Regions from separate parts of the Homo sapiens genome. Here region 1 is linked to region 2. A link is an interaction called in ENCODE POLR2A ChIA-PET data of the cell type or tissue named here. Cell type or tissue: A673. All regions are shown on one strand. Each heading gives the region's core, and the rest is flanking DNA. Links, peaks and the distances in the headings are about the cores only.

The links. Peaks named below come from ENCODE experiments on the same cell type or tissue, not always from the same donor. Only the 100,000 strongest peaks of a DNase experiment are listed, where the experiment ranks them.
Region 1: POLR2A ChIA-PET joins it to region 2 with 12 read pairs; 7 of 35 experiments call an interaction of 5 or more read pairs at or near these places.

Annotation. Positions count from the first base shown.
Region 1 is chr6:154,735,598-154,738,510 of GRCh38, forward strand. All of the region lies in intron 1 of SCAF8 (SR-related CTD associated factor 8), which reads left to right. Among named protein-coding and RNA genes, the nearest start is that of SCAF8, 3.6 kb to the left of the region's middle. In A673, for the core only: no CTCF peak of the experiment used is centred there; no DNase peak of the experiment used is centred there.
Region 2 is chr6:154,823,105-154,826,017 of GRCh38, forward strand. It overlaps SCAF8 (SR-related CTD associated factor 8), which reads left to right. Exons shown (of 20, transcript NM_014892.5): 17 at 1,130-1,274. It also overlaps the pseudogene RNU6-824P. Among named protein-coding and RNA genes, the nearest start is that of MIR1273C, 29 kb to the right of the region's middle. In A673, for the core only: no CTCF peak of the experiment used is centred there; a DNase peak (open chromatin) is centred at 1,187; H3K27ac peaks cover 990 bases.

The sequences.
Region 1 (2,913 bases), core at 132-2,631, 88 kb before region 2:
CCACCTCCCGGTTTCAAGCGATTCTTCTGCCTCAGTGTCCCGAGTAGCTGGGATTACAGGCGCACATCACCACGCCCCGCTAATTTTTGTATTTTTAGTAGAGATGGGGTTTCACCATGTTGGCCAGGCTGTTCTCAAACTCCTGACCTCAAGTGATCCACCCGCCTTGGCCTCCCAAAGTGCTGAGATTATGGGCGTGTGCCACTGCGCCTGGTGTTTCATTTTTTTTCATAGCTATCTTTCTTTTTTTGAGGAGTGTCATTCTGTCACCCAGGCTGGAGTGCAGTGGTGTGATCTTGGCTCACTGCATCCTTTGCCTCCCGGGCCCAAGGGGTCCTCCTCTCACCTCAGCCCCCCAAGTAGGTGAGATTACAGGCCAGTGTCACCATGCCCGTCATTTTTATTTTTTATAGAGAGGAGGTCTTGTTATGTTGCCCAGGCTGTTCTTGAACTCCTGGGCCCAAGCGGTCCTTTCACCTTGGCATCCCAAGTGCTGGGATGACAGATGTGAGCCACCACGCCTGGGGGATTTCGTTTTGTTTTGTTTTTTGCCCTCATTGGATTTAATTCCCGCCGCCACCCTCTTCCCCACACACACTTTGTTGGGTGTCTGTCTTTGGGGGGGTTCCTAATAATGTGGTCCTCCCCCTCAAAGGGCCATCCAAGACTTTTTTTTTTTTTTTTTTTTTGGAGACGGAGTTTTGCTCTTGTTGCCCAGGCTGGAGTGCAATGGCGAGATCTTGGCTCAATGCAACCTCCACCTCCTGGGTTCAAGCAATTCTCCTGCTTCAGCCTCCGGAGTAGCTGGGATTACAGGCACCCACCGCCATGCCCAGCTAGTTTTTTGTATTTTTAGTAGAGATGGGGTTTCATCACGTTGGCCAGGCTGGTCTCGAACTCCTGACCTCAGGTGATCCACCCGGCTCGGCCTCCCAAAGTGCTGGGATTACAGGCGTGAGCCACTGCGCCTGGCCCATCCATGACGTTTTAAACAGTAGCTCCCAAATATTAGATGTAAACAAGTGGTTAGTGCACTATGGTTGGTCACAGTAGGGAAGAAATGTTAATTCCAGTTTTTCGTTTTAATATTAATTAAGGATAAGGGGGCCTAACATTTACATGTGTAGATAGGTGTTTCACCTGTTTTCTCATTTTACAGGAACTTGAGGTTTGTCTTAGTCCCATTTTAGTGTATGTAGCACTCTCCCATTTCCCCATATGGATTTCAAAGAACTTAAGTCTTGTAACTTCCTTATTTATTTATATGCTCTAACTTCACCGTGTTTCAAAGTGGAGTTAGCTTAAAAATAGCAGTACAGAGTCAGGGAGTTGAGGAAGGGAAATATATTTGAAGAAGATTCAGAAAAATACTTTTTTTTTTAAACACAAAACAATACATAATACTGTTTTTTATTTTGAATGCAGTTTCTGTGAATGTTGTAATATTTGCTGATGTGTAGTAAACATTGTTATTGCAAATAAGTATATGCTGAGAAGTAGTTCAGTAATGATTGTTTTCCATTAAATTATGTGTTACAAATTACAAAAATTAAAAAGGAATTCTAGTTGCAGGATTAGGAGAAAAGGATGTTTTCGACGCTCATAGTTTGGCTTTTAAAGGTGTTTATCTTTGGGTTTAATCCATCACAACTTCTCTGCTAAATTTAAAGGTATCTTTGAAACATTGAATTGTCAATTCCATTTGCTTTGTAAGGAATCAAAATTTAGCTCTAAGAATAATCAGGAACGTTTGTCAACAAGATATTTTGATACTTCACCTTAAAATATTTAAAATAGGCTGGGCTCGATGGGTCATGCCTGTAATCCCATCCCTTTGGGAGGCCGAGGTGGGCAGATGACTTGAGCTCAGGAGTTCCATGCTAGCCTGGCCAGCATGGCGAAACCCCCATCTCTACAAAACAACAACAACAACACAAATTAGCTGGTCACGGTGGCATGTGCCTGTAGTCCCAACATGGGTGAAGGGGGTGTAAAGGAGGGGGCAGGTGCTGAGGTGGGAGGATCTCATGACCCAGGAAGGTGGAGGCTGCAGTGAGCTGCACCACTACACTCTGGCCCGGGCAACAGTGCGACCCTGAATCAGAAAAATTGAGACAGGTACTCGCTGTTGACAGGTCACCACGCCGGGCTAATTGTTTTTGTTTTGTAGAGATGGGGTTTTGCCATGTTGCCCTGGCTGGTCATGAACTCCTGAGCTCCGGTGATCTGCCCACCTCCCCTCCCAAAGTGCTGGGATTACAGGCCTAAGCCGTGGTGCCTGCCCCAAATTAAATGTTTAAAATACAAAATACTTAACCTTTTATGGCTTGCTAAGGCTCAGGTTTTTCCAGACTGAATTTTGTCACCCCCATCTTTTAATTTTGTGGAGATCATTGGTTTGAAAACCAGGAAGATGCCAGAGACTTTAGGAATACAGATTTTTGTGAATTGTGGGTGTGTGTCTGTAGTCTTAGCTACTTGGGAGGCTGAGGTGGGAGGATCTGTTGAGCCCAGGAGTTCGAGGCTATAGAGTGCAATTACTGCACCTGTGAATAGCCAGTGCACTCTAGCTTGGGCAACAGTGTGAGACTCTGCTTCAAAAAAAAAAAAAAGAAAAGAAAACCCCAATAATACAGATTTTTAATCTGCAAACTGTGGATGAGTTTCAGCTATGAAAATCCCAGACTTCATGCAAGATATGTATGAGTTGTTTTTGTCATGTCTACCCTCCCTACCATAATTTCTCAAAGGAGTTGACCTTTCACTTCTGTGTTAAAAATTACTATGTCAGAAGATCCTTTAATTGTGCAGGAATTATGTGGTAAATTTTTCTTCTCACGAGTTAAATGAGATTTAGGCTCAATAATTTATTTTTTAAGTGCCCCATGCTAATTTTGTGGGAGAAAAATAATT
Region 2 (2,913 bases), core at 179-2,678:
GGTCCCACACCAGGAATATGGTTGGTGTGGTCCAGGAGTGTTAAGTGGGCTAGAATAAAGCCAGTCCTCTCTAAGGACTTTGGCTTTCACTTGGAATGAGATGGATGGTGGGTCTTTACATGTGACAAAAAGAGAGAGAGAAAGATGAGGAGTCATTGGAGGATTTTGAGCAGAGGAGTGACTTGATCTGGCTTACAGTTTTAAAGGATTGCACTGGTTACTATTTTGAGAATAGGCTGTAGTGAGCTTTGAGCAGGGAGACCAGTTAAAAGACAGTTGTAGCAATCCAGATGAGAGCTGGTGGTGGCTCAGAATAGACTTCTGGAGTGTCTATTGCACTGGAGGTAATGAGAAAAGAGTGGAGGTAATGAGAAATGGTCAGATACTAGGTGTATTTTGAAGGTGTTGTAGCCAACAGGACTTTGCCTGGTACGATTGGATTTGGGGTTATTATGAGCAAAAGCAGAGGCAAGGTTTTTGGTCCAAGAAATTGGAAAGATAGAGTTACCATTATCTGAGACTGGGAAAGACTGTGAGAAGAGTTCTTTTGGGAAGGACGACTGGAAAATCAGTTGTTTCATACATGTTGTTAGGTAGAAGTATCTTTCTGTCAGCACAATTGGGATGTTGAATAGACACTTGATGTAATGTGAAATTTACAGGAGAGGTAAAGCTGTGGTGCAGATGAATACTTGCGACTTTACCTAGAGTGAGTAAAAGGTACTTATGCTAGGATTAGAAAATAAATTATGAGAAATTTAGGCCATTCTAAAGCTGTCATTGACATGTTTCCTAATGGTGGTTAGGTTGCATAACAGGTATTACTGAGTGGGAGATGGCAGTTTAAAATGGAGCATAATATTCAGTGTTGAACTAGGTGACCATTAGTTTACATCACTTGAATGTAAGATCAAATTCATAATCTCCAAGTAAAAACTATCTGTTGAATAACATTGCCTTGTTTTTACCCTAAGTAGGTTCACTTGCAAGTATACAAAAAGGGGGCATAAAACCCTTTTTAGTAGTATTTGTTACCATCCTGAAAGAGAAATAGAATAATTTGCCTTTAGTTGTTCCAAGATGCAGGTGAATAAACTGATGAGTGAACTTTTTTGTCTATCCACAAAAGATTCCAGTGGCGCCAGCCGTGCCTACAGTTAGTTTAGTCCCACCAGCATTTCCTGTGTCGATGCCGGTTCCTCCTCCTGGATTCAGTCCAATCCCTCCACCTCCTTTTTTAAGAGCAAGTTTTAACCCTTCACAACCACCACCTGGTAAGGAATTTTTGTTTTAATATTTGAACTCTATTTAGATTATCATTTAAGTTGTGTTTCTTCCAGATTTAAGTACCATAGAGCAGTGGTTCTGAGACCTTAGCATGCATAGCCTTGTTAAAGCGCAGATTGCTGGGCCCAGCCTCCACTGTTTTTGCTTTACTCAGTCTGTGGTAGGGGCCAGAGAATTTTATTTTCTAACTTGTTCTCAGGATGCAGATTGGTGGGAGAAGCAGCACTGACAGAGAAATATTGAATTTCTTTAGAATAATTGAAAACCATGGCCGGGCATGGTGGCTCACATCTGTAATCCCAGCACTTAGGGAGGCCAAGGTGGGCAGATCACTTGAGGTCAGGAGTTTGAGACCAGCCTGGCCAACATGGTGAAATCCCATCTGTACTAAAAATACAAAAATTAGCTAGACGTGGTGGCACAGGTCTGTAATTCCAGCTACTCGGGAGGCTGAGGCAGGAGAATGGTTTGAACCTGGTTAGGCAGAGGTTGCAGTGAGCCAAGATCACACCACTGTGCTCCAGCCTGGGTAACAGAGCAATTACTTTGTCTCAAAAAGAAAAAAAGGTGAAAAAAAAAAAAGAATTATTACTCTTAAAGTAATGTAAAATTTCCATTGCAGTTTTTATATGAAAGTTCTCTAATAATTATCAGCATTTCATCAGAAAATTTGCATTGTCCCTCCTAAGAATCAGTAGGCTCCATTTTGACATTAGAAATTATATTTAAAAGGCTAATTGAATTTGTAATACTTTGTTTTGACCTAATAAATTATTTTTATTCTTTAAATATGGAACACTTCACAAATTTGTGTGTCATCCTTGCACAAGAGCCAGGCTAATCTCTGTATCATTCCAGTTTTAGGGTATGTGCTGCCAAAGCAAGTACTGACCTAATAAATTACTGATACACAAAAAAAGTTTCTTGAATTAGATTTTCCAGGTAAAAACTATAGATTACTTAAACACAACTTACATATATAGTTTAAGATAGAGCTTTTAGGCCGGGCATGGTAGCTCACACCTGTAATCCCAGCACTTTGGGAGGTTGAGGTGGGAGGATTGCTTGGGTGCAGGAGTGCAAGACCAGCCCAGGAACAGAGTGACACCCTGTCTGTACAAAAAATAAGAAAGTAGCCAGGTGAGGTGGTACACACCTGTAGTCCCAGCTACTCAGGAGGCTTGAGCCCAGGAGGTGGAGGCTACAGTGAACTGTGTTCGCACCACTACACTCCAGCATGGATGACAGAGTGAGACCTTGTCTCAAAAAAAAAAAAAAAAAAAAAGCTTTTATTATTAGACCATGGGAGGTTAGGTTAGAAGAATGATGGAGAGATACTTGTGAACTCCTGGAAGCAAGTGATCTTCCCACCTCAACCTCCCAAAGTGCTGGGATTACAGGTATGAGCCACCGCGCACAGCCTAAAAGCCCCATCTTAAACTATATAAGCAATTATATACGCATATTGATGAGATACGCATTTAAGTTATAGTCTTTACCTAGAAACTCTAATTCAAGAATTTTGTTATCAAAGTTTATTAGGTCAAAACAATATATATATAGTTTTTCCAAATTAAAATGCATTTGAATTCATGAATTATTTGCATATTATAAGAGAAGAAATAC